2 separate regions of the Homo sapiens genome follow, and region 1 is linked to region 2. Evidence: chromatin contacts called from ENCODE Hi-C or POLR2A ChIA-PET data. All regions are on one chromosome and are shown on one strand. Each heading gives the region's core, a stretch centred on a gene start or an enhancer-like site at or near the end of the contact. The rest is flanking DNA. Distances are from core to core; before and after follow the strand shown.

Region 1 (6,281 bases), core at 1,116-3,615, 120 kb before region 2:
GTAGCTTGGATTACAGGCGCCCGCCACCATGCCCAGCTAATTTTTGTATTTTTAGTAGGGATGGGTTTTCACCATGTTGGTCAGGCTGGTCTCAAACTCCTGACCTCAAGTGATCCACCCGCCATGGCCTCTCAAAGTGCTGGGATTACAGCCATGAGCCACCACACCTGGCCTGGCTTTGTCAGTCTTAAAGTCTGTGTTGATATTAATGATGGTCAGGTGGGCCTGAATTCCCAAAGGGAGGAGAATATAATGAGGCATGTCCAACCCCTACCCCTCCACATCCGACCCTTCCCATCATGGCCTGAACTAGTTTTTCAGATTAACTAGGGAATGCCCTTGGCCCAGAGGAGGGGTCCACTCAGATGGTTGGGGGGCTTAGAATTTTATTTTATTTTTATTTATTTATTTTGAGACGGAGTCTCACTCTGTCGCCCAGGCTGGAGTGCAGTGGCGCAATCTCCGCTCACTGCAAGCTCCGCCCTCTGGGTTCTTGCCATTCTCCTGCCTCAGCCTCCCGAGTAGCTGGGACTACAGGCGCCTGCCACCAAGCCCGGCTAATTTTTTTTGTATTTTTAGTAGAGACGGGGTTTCACCGTGTTCACCAGGATGGTCTCGATCTCCTGACCTGGTGATCCGCCCGCCTCGGCCTTCCAAAGTGCTGGGATTACAGGCATGAGCCACCGTGCCCAGCCTCTAGAATTTTATTTTTTGGCCAGGTTTGGTGACTCACACCTGTAATCCTAGCAATTTGGGAGGTTGAGGCAGGTGGATTGCTTGAGTTCATGGGTTTGAGACCAGCCTAGGCAACATGGCAAAACCCCAGCTCTACAAAAAATACAAAAATTAGCCAGGCGTGGTGGCACATGCCTGTGGTACCAGCTACTCAGGGGCTGAGGTGGGAGGATCACTGGAGCCAGGGAAGTTGAGGCTGCAATGAGCCGAGCTGGAACCACTGCACTCCAGCCTGGGTAACAGAGCAAGACTCTGTCTCAATAAATAAATAAATAAATAAATAAGAATTTGGGGGCTGGGTGCGGTGGCTTGTGCCTGTGAGCCCAGCACTTTGGGGGGCTGAGGCGAGCAGATCACCTGAGGTCAGGTGTTCGAGACCAGCCTGGCCAACATGGCGAAAACCGGTTAATATAAAAATTATATTAACACGGTTAATATAAAAATTAACCGGCCACGGTGGCATGCACCTGTAGTTCCAGCGGGAGGCTGAGGCAGGAGAATTGCTTGAACCCAGGAGGCGGAGGTTGCAGTGAACCAAGATAGCATCACTGCACTCCAGCCTGGGTGACAGAGCGAGACTCCGTCTCAAGAAAAAAAAAAGAATTTTGGTTTTGGTTTACACCACTCAAAAGTGCAGGAATTCCAAAACAAGCCGGTCGGGGCACAGTAGAGCACAGACTCTGGCTCCTCCATCCGCCCGCACCCCACCCTGTGAAAGGAAAATAAATCTCAAAACCCCACAATCACTAAGTCAAAGGAAAAAGTCAAGCTGGGAACTGCTTCGGGCAAATCGGCCTCCCGTCTTATTCCTAAATAAGATAGTTACAAATACATATTTTTAAAGCTACACACCTCCCTCACAATTTGCCCACAAAGAAATTCTCTGTGGGCCTCAAGATCTTTACCCTAAAACAGTTCTGTTGAATTTCACCCTGGCAATGCAAATTGATAGCTTCCCTTCACAGGTGCGAGACAAAGGACTGAACTCAAAGCCATCCCTCTGCTCACCTAGACAAATGCATATCTGATCGCTTCCTTTGCTCTACTGTTTACGTAGAAATGAAGATTCAGTAAGCCAGACTAAAGCATAAGCGACTATTCCTCTACCCGCGTCTCACATGCATAATAAATTGTGCAGTCAGCGAAAGGCTGAACAAAGACTCAAAAGAATGCACCCTCCGGTCTCTTCTCTACCTGTGACCTGAAAGCCCTCTCCTGGAATTGTCCAGCCTTTCTGGGCTGAACCAAGGTACACTCGCACGTGTTGATTGATGTCTCACGTCTCCCCAAAATGTACAAAACCAAGCTGCATCCCAACTTCCCTGGGCACCATCGTCACGATCTCCTAGGGTTGTGACACTGGCGTGTCCTTAACCTTGGCAAAATAAACTTTTTACATTTCATTGAGTCCTGTCTCAGATATTTTTGGGTTCATAACCCCCACCCTCACCCCTACCCGCGGAGAGAGCGAGCCGCTCTCCAGCCCCTCCCCGGCTCTACGCAGGAGAGGCCACTCTCCTCTATGGCACGCGCGGCGGCACTCTAGCAGCCAGGTGGCTTCTCTATGGGCTTTTCCGGCACAGGTCGGAAGTGGCGCGCGCTGCCCCGGAAGCACCCTGGTGGGTGGGTGCCTGCCAGCAGCTGAGGCGCCATGGCGGCGGCAGCGGTGTCAGAGTCTTGGCCGGAGCTGGAGCTGGCTGAGCGCGAGCGGCGGCGGGAGCTGCTGCTGACGGGGCCCGGGCTGGAGGAGCGAGTGCGGGCGGCGGGTGGGCAGCTGCCGCCGCGGCTTTTCACCCTGCCGCTGCTGCACTACTTGGAAGTGAGCGGCTGCGGGAGCTTGCGCGCGCCGGGGCCTGGCCTGGCGCAGGGCCTGCCGCAGCTGCACAGCCTCGTGCTGCGGCGCAACGCGCTGGGGCCCGGCCTGAGCCCCGAGCTCGGGCCGCTGCCTGCCCTTCGGGTGCTCGACCTGTCGGGCAACGCGCTGGAGGCGCTGCCGCCGGGCCAAGGCCTGGGCCCCGCCGAGCCGCCGGGCCTTCCGCAGCTGCAGAGCCTCAACCTCAGCGGCAACCGGCTGCGCGAGCTGCCAGCCGACCTGGCGCGCTGCGCCCCGCGCCTGCAGAGCCTCAACCTCACCGGCAATTGCCTAGACTCCTTTCCCGCCGAGCTCTTTCGCCCCGGCGCGCTGCCCCTGCTCAGTGAACTGGCGGCTGCTGACAACTGCCTCCGAGAACTCAGCCCCGACATCGCCCACCTGGCCTCGCTCAAGGTCAGCGGGGGCTGCCCGGGCGGGGCGGGATGGGGCCTTGGAGTAGCCCTGGAGAAGGAACCCCTCTCGGGGCCGAGCAGTTCCTAGTGACGCCCCCTGGGGCACTGGGCCCAGGGAATTCCTACAAGGCTGAAAGGAGCCAGCTGCGGGGGGCATCACCCCTGGGAAGCAGATGCCGCCTTCCAACTCCCCCTTCTCCTGGCCACACCAACATACTAGGTGGCCTCTGAACTCCCCCGCATTCTGTTAACTGGACTTTTACACGTGGTACGCTATTTTGTAATTGTTAGCAAACCTGGCTTCTCCTGTAGATCGAGCGTAGAGACCTGTCTTTTTTGTATCTAGTACTTGTGAAGTGACTTGAGAGTGAGTCTGGTGGTGAAGGGGGCACCCTGGATTTTGCATAATGCCACATGCTGTGATCTTGAAGATTATATTTCACTTCATCCTAATAGCAGCTTTCCAAGGTAGGGGTGGTTATTCCTGTTTTACAGAAAGCCAAAGGGCCTGCCCAAAGTAAGCAGCAGGTAACTTGGGTTTTTCTCCAGACTATATTGTCCAGCGTCTGTTTACTAATTAATCTTGGATCCCCAGGCCCCGCGATAATGCTTGGCCTATAACAGGTGCCCATTGAATCTGTTGCCTAAAAGAAAGTAGGGAAGCCACATGGCAGAACCACGACCTAAACCCAGCCAGATGTTCTCTCCATCTTCTCTTTTGGTTTCATCCTTAAGGCAGTCCTGCATTTCTTCCCCCATTTTTCGTCTTTGAATTTATGCAGACATTTCTTTTTTTTTTTTTTTTTTTTGAGATGTAGTCTGGTCCTGTCACCCAGGCTGGAGTGCAGTGGCGCGATCTCGGCTCACTTCAACCTCCGCCTCCCGGGTTCAAGCGGTTCTTCTGCCTCAGCCTCCTGAGTAGCTGGGCTTACAGGCGCACACCACCACGCCCGGCTAACTTTTGTGTTTTTAGTAGAGACGGGTTTCACTGTGTTGGTCAGGCTGGTCTCGAACTCCTGACCTCATGTGATCCGCCTGTCTCGGCCTTCCAAAGTGCTAGGATTACAGGTGTGAGCCACCGCGCCTGGCCTATGTGGACATTTCTTAATAAAATACGTATACACTTTAGCAGCTTATCTATTTATTTGCTGTAGCAATTCCTCAAGACATTGCAACTCATTTTACAAGTAACATATCTATATAAGGATATATAGACAAACCCTGGCCGGGCGCGGTGGCTCACACCTGTAATCCCAGCACTTTGGGAAGCTGAGGCGGGCAGATCGCTTGAGGTCACACCACCAGCCTGGCCAACATGGTGAAACCCCATCTCTACAAAAATACAAAAATTAGCTGGGCCTGGTGGCGCGTGCCTGTAGTCCCAGCTACTCGGGAGGCTGAGGTGGGAGGATCACTTGAGCCCAGGAAGTGGAGGTTGCAGTGAGCTGTGATACCAGCCTGAACAGAGCGAGACCCTGTGGCAAAAAAAACAAACCCACTGTAGAGTGACACATGGTTACTGATGTAACTGCCCAATGGGTTCATTTTATCCACTACCCGGATAGAGCTGATTTATCAGGGCAGGAGGGTTGCAATAGAGAAAGTTTTACACATGTAGAGCCAGCTAAAGTGGAGACTGGAGTTTTACTGTTATTATTATTGTTGTTTGAGATGGAGTCTCGCTCTGTCTCCCAGGCTGGTGTGCAGTGGTGCAACCTTGGCTCACTGCAAGCTCCGCCTCCCGGGTTCACGCCATTCTCCTGCCTCAGCCTCCCGAGTAGCTGGGACTACAAGCGCCCGCCACAACACCCAGCTAATTTTTCGTATTTTTAGTAGAGATGGAGTTTCACTGTGTTAGCCAGGATGGTCTCGATCTCCTGACCTCATGATCTGCCTGTCTTGGCCTCCAAGGTGCTGAGATTACAGGCATGAGCCACCGCGCCCGGCCGAGTTTTATTACTAAATCAGCTTCCCCAAAAATTTGGAGGCGGGGTTTTTCAAGGATAGTTTGGGGAAAGGGGAGGGTGGCTAGGCAACGGGTGCTTGCTGCTGATTGGTTGAGGTGCAATCATAGGGGTGTGGGAAACGGTCCTGCTTACTGAGTCACTTCTGGCTGGGGCTGCGGGGAGCTCTTTTTGGTTTCAGGTAGAGCCATTGATCAGACATGCAAAAACCCTGAAAAGACACAGCTCAGAAGGCCGGTCTTAGGTTCCACAGTGCTGCTAGTGCTGTTATCTGCAGGAGTCACTGGGGAAGTCGCATATCTTGTGACCTCCAGAAGAATAGCTGGCAGTTGTTTATGTCTACCCCTTAGCAGAATTCAGGTTCCTCCATCCTCCTATCCTCGTGGACCCTCATTAGCTTTACAAAGGCAGTTGAGTTTTACGGAAGGAGTATTATCATTTAAATTACAAATGTCTCCCAAAGTTAGCTTGGCCCAAGCCCAGGAATAATTAAAGGTAGTTTGAAGGGCCAGGCGCGGTGGCTCCTGCCTGTAATCCCAGCAGTTTGGGAGGCTGAGGCAGGCGGATCACCTGAGGTCGGGAGTTCTAAACCAGCCTGACCAACATGGAGAAACCCATCTCTAGCTGGGCATGGTGGCACATGCCTGTAATCCTAGCTACTCAGGAAGCCAAGGCAGGAGAATCGCTTAAACCCGGGAGGCGGAGGTTGCAATGAGCCAAGATGATACCATTGCACTCCAGCCTGGGCAACAAGAGCAAAACTCCATTTAAAAAAAAAAAAAGGTAGTTGGAAGGCCAAAGATGGGGATTGGTTAGATCAGATCTCTTTCACCACCATAATTTTCTCACTGTTACAGTTTTTGCAAAGGTGGTTTCATTGGCATTTCCTGGAAGAGGCGAGTTCACTGGCATTTTCCTTGGTCCTCAGGGCTGTAGGCATCCCTCTAGGACTAAGGTGTGATGTTGGATACAGCATGGTCTACTCCCACCTTCCCACCTGACAGATACTTTTGGTTTTCCAGAGTGTTGATGTACTAGGCATGTATCTTAACATTGTGCCTTACATCATGTAAGTGTCCAGTCAGTTGCAATATTTCTCTTCAAATTCATAGATGTCTTTCAGTATTCAAGTTCTTAAAAGTGTTGTGGGCCAGGCCCACGCTTGTTATCCCAGCACTTTAGGAGGCCAAGGCGGGCGAATCACGAGGTCAAGAGATCGAGACCATCCTGGCCAACATGGTGAAACCCCGTTTCTACTAAAAATACAAAAATTAGCTGGGTGTGGTGGTGCATGCCTGTAGTCCCAGCTACTCGGGA
Region 2 (6,667 bases), core at 2,161-4,660:
TGGTGCCCCCATCAGGGGAGGTGGCGGTGGACTGGGCCATCTTCCCCACGCCGGCCTCCGAGGGCAGCTCGCTCTGCAGGAAGGAAGGAATGACACCTGAGCACCCTGGGAACTCGTGCTCTGTCCTCCTGTGACAGCCTCGGTGGGGGCGGCAGGCAAGTGGGCCTGCCTGGGGCATCCCTGGAGCAGGTGCCCCCGCCTTGCCCTCCCTGTGCCCTCTCCACTGTCATTTCGTCCACCCTGTTCCCCGCGGCTGGAAACCGAAGGCCAGGTGGGCAGCTCTGCCTTGGAGGTGGCGGGCCTGGATCAGACCCATCCGTGGGGGTGCCCTGGGCAGGCAGGAGCTTCTCAGAGCCGTCGCCTTGGAAGAGGGGGTGACAGCAACACCCGCTCCTGGGGCTGCCTTGAGGGCCTTCAGGAGAGCAGACTCTTTGAGATGCTTGGGCCGGGACAAGCGTGTGAGGCCTGTGGTCTGTTATGATCCACTGTGTCTAGGTTTGGCCTGGGGGATGCTTGGGCCGGAACAAGTGTGTGAGGCCTGTGGTCTGTTACGATCCCCTGTGTCTGGGTTTGGCCTGGGGGATGCAGCCAGGTTTGGGGTCTCCCTGATGCCCGGGACCTGGAGGTGGCTCCGGTCCCGGTCACCCCATCTTGGGAACAGCGTGTGTGAGGGCTGCGCTGGAGGCTGCAGCCAAGCCCCCGGCTAGAGCCTAGCTGTGCCCACTGCTGCAGGACACAGACGCCCCCTCGCCTTCTGAGCTGGGGCTCCTTCCTGCACCCCAGGGCCACAGGGAAGCCTGGCAAGGCTGGGAACTTGAAGCTGCCCTGTCCTGCAGCCGGCCACTGCCTGGGTGGTCACGCCTTGAGAAGGAGACACCCAGGGATTGGAGAGCTCTGACCCCAGCGCCCGTCCGCTGGTCTTTGTCTCCACCATTGCTCCCCTGAGAACCCCTGGGCCCAGCTCCCAGTGGCCCTGGACACCCATGAGGAGGTGGCAGTGTCCAGGCAGAGCACAGCTGGGGGAGGGGACAGGGAAACCCGAGCCCACCCTGCCCACAGCCCCCAGCCCCGGCTGAGGTGACCTCTCCCCTGGGCCAGCCTCCCAGGTCCTCGGTGAGGTGCTATGGGACAGGCTTGGCCACCGCCCTGCAATGCTCAGGCAGGCAGGCCTGGACCTGCCCACGGCCAGCGGGGGTGCAGGCCATGGCCTGGAACCTGTCGTTTTTGTCCTTCCCCAGGCAGGCGGGAGCTGATAGAAGCCTGTGGCTGCCACGTGCCGGGCCCTGGAGAAGTGGCACAGGCCAGGCTGAGGGGCGGTCCGTGAGCCATGATGGCCTGGGACAAGCAGCTTAGAGGGTGCTGGCCCAAGCCACCTCTCCCAGGTGGGCGTGACCGCTCCATCCACTTTTCAGGAGCCCCAAGGCTCAGAGGGGTTAAGTGACTTGTGTGAGGTCACACGGCTGTAAGTGCTGGTGATGAATGCTCCAGGGGCTCTTAGAATTAGAAGTTAATTTGGTTGCCCTGCCCCACCCCACTTCACCATCACGTGGCCAGGTGGGTGTGCCCTTGCAGGCCTCCGATCCTGGGCTGGGCTAAAACCCCAGTGGAGCTGAGGGTGTGCATGGGGACCGCACCATTCCGTTAATTTAAAATGGGAGAGTGTGACAGGAAGCAGAACCGCAGGTCCAGCTGAGGCTGGCACAGGGCCCCGGGGGAGAGCAGAACCCGCCCTTGCCCATACCCCACGGTGGGTCCCTTTGGGCTGAGCAGTATGAGTAGGGTAGCCTCTTGGTGCAGGTATGTGGGCCAAGGCTGGGTGGGCACAAGTGAGGGGTCCCAGGCATGTTTCCTGAAGGGCAGGAGCACTGGAGGGGCTGGACTCGGAGGAAAGAAATTCCCTTAGATCCAAGAGGACAAGCCTGGGAAGGTTTTGCCGCCAGAGGCCTCTGGGTCGCATCCCCTTCATTTTGTAGATGGGCCACCTGAGTCCAGAGATGGAAATGGACTTGCCATCCACAGCAGGTGGATGACAAAATCCCAGCTCCCTTCACAGCAGCACCATTCCTGGTAGCTGAACGGTGCACATAGCCCAGACGCCCATCAGCAGAGGGCCGGGCACAGGAGATGTGGTGCCAGCAAGCAATGGAACATTACGCGGCCATGAAAAGGAACGAAGCTCTGACATGCTACAGCGTGGGTGAGACCTGAAAACCTCATGCTCAGGACACATGACCTCATCTGTCAGCCTGTGAGCTGTCCCCTCCCAAGGCTAAGGTGGGACAAAGACAGAGAGAGACAGAGACAGAGAGACAGAGAGAAACAAGGACAAAGAGAGACAGAGACATAGAGACAGGGATAGAGACAGGAAGAGAGAGACAGAGAGAGAGAGACAAGGACAAAGAAAGAGAAAGACAGGAAGAGAGACAGAGAGACAGGGACAAAGAGAGAGACAAAGAGAGACAGAAAGAGACAGGGAAAGAGATAGAGAGAGACAGGAAGAGAGACAGAGAGACGGAGAGAGACAAAGGCAGAGAGAGACAGGGACAAAGAGAGACAGAGAGATACAAGGACAAAGAGAGACAGAGACAGAGACAGAGAGACAGGGACAAAGAGAGACAAAACAGAGAGACAAGGACAAAGAGAGACGGAGAGAGACAAAGGCAGAGAGAGACAGGGACAAAGAGAGACGGAGAGAGACAAAGGCAGAGAGAGACAGGGACAAAGAGAGACAGAGAGATACAAGGACAAAGAGAGAGAGAGACAGAGACAGAGAGACAGGGACAAAGAGAGACAAAACAGAGAGACAAGGACAAAGAGAGACAGAGAGTGAGAGAGACAGAGACAGGGAGAGACAAGGACAAAGAGAGACAGAGAGATGGAGAGAGACAGAGACAGAGAGACAGGGAGAGAGACAGAGAGAGATGGAGAGAGACAGGGAGACAGAGACAGACAGAGACAGACAGAGAAACAGAGGGAAAGAGAGAGGGACAGGGAGACAGACAGCGTGGGAGCCGACGGCATCCCGCCGCACCCCTACTGGAGGTCCAGGGGTTCCGTGAACAGGTGTGCACGGGGCATCCCTCCGCGCAGGGCTCAGGGCTCACAGGAACTGGTCGGCAAAACATGATTTGTGATCTTATGCCTGGGACATGGGCGTTGGCTGTATTTTCAAGTCGGCATCCTGTGAACTCCCCCTGAAGCGACACCCTCTCTTCCCACTGAACCCTGAATGAGGAACAGCGACCCTTCTTGTCAGCGCGCCTCTGCCTGCCGGAGACCCAGCTTCCACATCCCCTGACCGGCACCCACTGTGCACTGCAGGACACCAGCTTGGCCTCTCATCCCTGCCTGGGCACAGGACAGAGGCCAGCGAGCGTGGTCGTGGGTCCCCGATCCCACCCGTCCGGCCCTCCAGGCTCACAGGACAGGCCACCACCAGGAGCATGTGGGGTGGGAAAGGGGCTTCCTCCACGCCAGGAGTTGGGTCCCCAAACATCCCCAGGCCTGTTTGCCTGAGATGTGGGCAGTGGGCCTCCAGGTGCAGGCGTGTGGACCAGCCGGAAGCCCTGGGCAGATGCATCTTCCAGGACACCCCTCCCCACAGTGGGGCTGGGGCAGGGCCCAGGAATCTGCCCCTTTAACAAGCCTCCAGGGGAGTCATGAAGAGCCTGGGACAGGCCCCCTGAGGAGGACACTGTCATGAGGGCCAGCCTTGCCACTGCTCGGGGCCCTGCTGCAGCCACCGGCCTCCCCCATGGGAATCGGGTTCCTCATTAGCCAAAACCAGGACCCGGAAACCTGCCCAGACTTAAAGCACACGGAGGAACTTGAACCGGAAGCCACGAGATGCCTGATTCCCAACTTCCTGGGAAAACGCCAACGCTGGTAGCATTGGTCCCAGGGCCCCACAGGAACACTGCTCACAGGCACAGGCGCCAGGCAGGGGCTCCCCCAACCGGCCTCACACACCTGAGCTGATGACTGGCTCCGCAGGCATCTGGGAGTACTGGGCATGAGGAACAGGAAGCTCTGTTGGGGGTGCAGGGACGCTGCGCTGGGGCAGGGGGAGTATGTGCCCTCTGCCCACAGCCGCCTTTCAGGCAAGGATCCCAGTGGCGAGAAAAATAAGTCAATTCTAATAAAATGGCCTTTCAATTAAATCCAATTTTCCCAACCATTTGCCTTTTAATTTGAAAATTCGTTCACAAGGGGATCACGGTTCTGGGACAAAACAGAAATTGCTTTTGAAACGTTGCCAATAGTTTTAAAAATCATGTGTATCAATGGGGAAAGGAGACCAATTTCATAAGACATCTTTAGGAAGTTTTATCAACATCATAAAATGCAAATACATTATTGGAAGTGTAGGTTTTTCTAAGAAGATTTAGTCTAGGAGGGATGGGCTGGGTGCAGTGGTTCATAACTGTAATCCCAACACTTTAGGAGGCCAAGGAGGGAGGATTACTTGAGCCCAAGGGCTTGAGACCAGCCTGGGCAACACAGGGAGACCTCAGCTCTCCAAAAACTTAAAAAAATATTAGCTGGGCATGAGGGCGTGATGGCATGTGCCTGCAGTCCAAACCACGCAGGGTGCTGAGGTGGGAGAATCACTTGAGCCCAGGGGCTCGAGGCTGCAGTGAGCCATGATTGCACCACTGCACTCCAGTCTGGGCAACAGAGCTAGACCACAACTCTAAAAAAAAAAAAAAAAAAAAGGGAAGGAAGGAAATGAAATAAATGAGTTCTCAGTTGTAACAGGGGCGTCCAGTGTGTATTACCACAGGTCTTGCAGTGGAAGGCTTTGTGTGGCCACAGCATTTGGGGGTGGTCATTGGGGAGCTGCTGGCCGGCACCCCCCCAGCCCTGGCACCATCAAGTCAGGGCACAGAGTTGCAAAGGACAGTTGTGCTGGGTGTTCCTGGTTACGCTGTAGCCAGGCTGTAGGCTGCTGGCACACCCAGGAAGCAGGGCACCTCGACCCTGCCCCAACTTCCATGAGGCCTCAGACAAGTCCCCTCCCTTTGCCAGGCTGGAAAGGTGACCAGCGTTCCAAGTCCTACAGTGCCCACAGCAGTGGGAGCAGGACAAAGACCAGCCACCGAGGGCCCTCCGGCAAACCCAGACCTCAGCCTGCTTGGATCCTCAACTCCAGGGGCCGCTGTACCAGCTGCACCACAGGGAGAGCCCCCACACACGTGTGACTCAGAACAGGAAAGGAACTCACACCAGCAATTAGGCCCCCACAGCTTCCCCGGGACCCACGGAGCACAGGTGGGCTGGGGAGGGGACTGTGTGGCCCAGAAAACCAGCCTGCCCAAGCTCCCTGGAGCTGAAAACAAGGCTCTCTGATGACTTCTCGGTTTGACTCAGGGCCTTCTGAGGTCTCAGCCTAGGGGTTCTCACCAGGGGCAGTTCCACCCCCAGAGGATATTCCCATGTGGGGACATTTTCCACGGGGTCAGAGGGTGCTGTGGAATCTAGTGTGCAAGACAGGGATGCTGCTTAGCACCCTACGTTGCTCAGGGCAGCTGCCCACAGCAGAACGCACGCCCAGCTGTCGGGGCCGTGGCGGAGAGGGGGTGCTGTGCCATGGCTCCGAGCTGAGGCTGGCCAGGCACTTTGCAGGGCCTCAGGCTCACACGCCAACCCTGCCCCAGTTCAGAGATGAGCAAGTGGAGGCCAGGAGGCCCAGTGGCTGGCCCAAAGCTACTGAGGGCTGAGGAGCTGGGACTCCAGCCAAGCCCAGGTCCTCTGATGGCCTGGCCGCACCCGAATGCTCCCCTCTGCCCTGTGGGGAGGAGTCCGCAGCCGGTGAGGGGCTCTCAGCCTCTCTCATCTCACCCTGCCCAACCCCTCTGGCCTCGTCTTCCATAGCTTCCCACGAAAGCCACAGCCCCCTGTCCCCCTGCCCTGTCCCAAGCATTCCCTCCCTGTCCCCAAGCATCCCCTCCCTGTCCCCTGTTCCTCTGTCCTCTCCCTGTCCCCCTGTCTCCCTGTCCCCCATAGGTTCCTTCCCTGTCCCCTTTCCCTTTGTCCCCTAGCCCCCCATCTTCTATCCCCTCCCTGTCTGCATCCCTCTGTCCCCTCCCCATCTCCTGTTTCTCTGTCCCCTCCCTGTCCCTTGTCCCCATAGATCCCTGCCCTATCCCCATGGGTCCCCTCCCTGTTCCCTGTCCCTTTGACCTCTCCTTCTCCCATCCTCTGTCCCCGTCCTAGCTCCTGTTTCTGTGTCCCCTCCCTGTCCCCGTCCTCCTGTCCCCTCCTTGTCCCCCATCCTCTGTCCCTCCCCGTCTCCTGTCCCTCTGTCCTCTCCCTATCTCTTGTCCCCATGGGTGCCCTCCTTGTCCCCTGTCCCCAGTCCCCACATGCCTGGCTATGTGCTCTCTGTGTTCAGCCTTTGTCTACCACCCCCTTCCTGCCCTCCCATCTCATCCCTATCTCTCCAGGCCAGGCCAGGACCCAGCCTCCTCTAGGAACCCCGTCTCCGGCTGACGCCCCATCCTCTCCCCTCACCACCTGACAGGAGGTGGGAGACCAGACATTTCCTTGGCCATGGGCCCACAGGTAAGGCCTCGTCAGTTCCCCAACCCCTTCCACCTCTGCCCAGGCCTGGGGCAGACAGGGCTCCACAACCACCTTTGATAAGCCAGGACACTCCACCCCGACT

The links. A loop is a pair of places that touch in the nucleus more often than their neighbours do. ChIA-PET counts read pairs that join two places held with the same protein, here RNA polymerase II (POLR2A). Pooled maps may share reads with other maps.
Region 1: a pooled map shows a loop between it and region 2 (8-fold over the local background). The contact joins the promoter of LRRC47 here to the enhancer-like site in region 2. A Hi-C loop is called at or near these places in 7 of 37 single-sample maps with no recorded cell type and 5 of 50 pooled maps. POLR2A ChIA-PET finds 5 or more read pairs at or near these places in 3 of 52 experiments (MCF 10A, Panc1 and activated naive CD4-positive, alpha-beta T cell).

What each region holds. Positions count from the first base shown.
Region 1 is chr1:3,792,582-3,798,862 of GRCh38, reverse strand. LRRC47 (leucine rich repeat containing 47) reads left to right here and starts at 2,365. Exons shown (of 7, transcript NM_020710.3): 1 at 2,365-3,001. The coding sequence starts at 2,387. RefSeq lists enhancers at 2,184-2,478, 4,819-5,497 and a silencer at 2,594-2,803.
Region 2 is chr1:3,675,739-3,682,405 of GRCh38, reverse strand. TP73 (tumor protein p73) reads right to left here. Exons shown (of 14, transcript NM_005427.4): 2 at 1-73. The coding sequence starts at 40. Among named protein-coding and RNA genes, the nearest start is that of TP73-AS3, 10 kb to the right of the region's middle. RefSeq lists an enhancer at 982-1,717 and a silencer at 2,007-2,174. Within about 2 kb of position 3,410, at least 2 of the 41 ENCODE cell types and tissues checked have a DNase peak (open chromatin) inside an H3K27ac peak, as active enhancers do.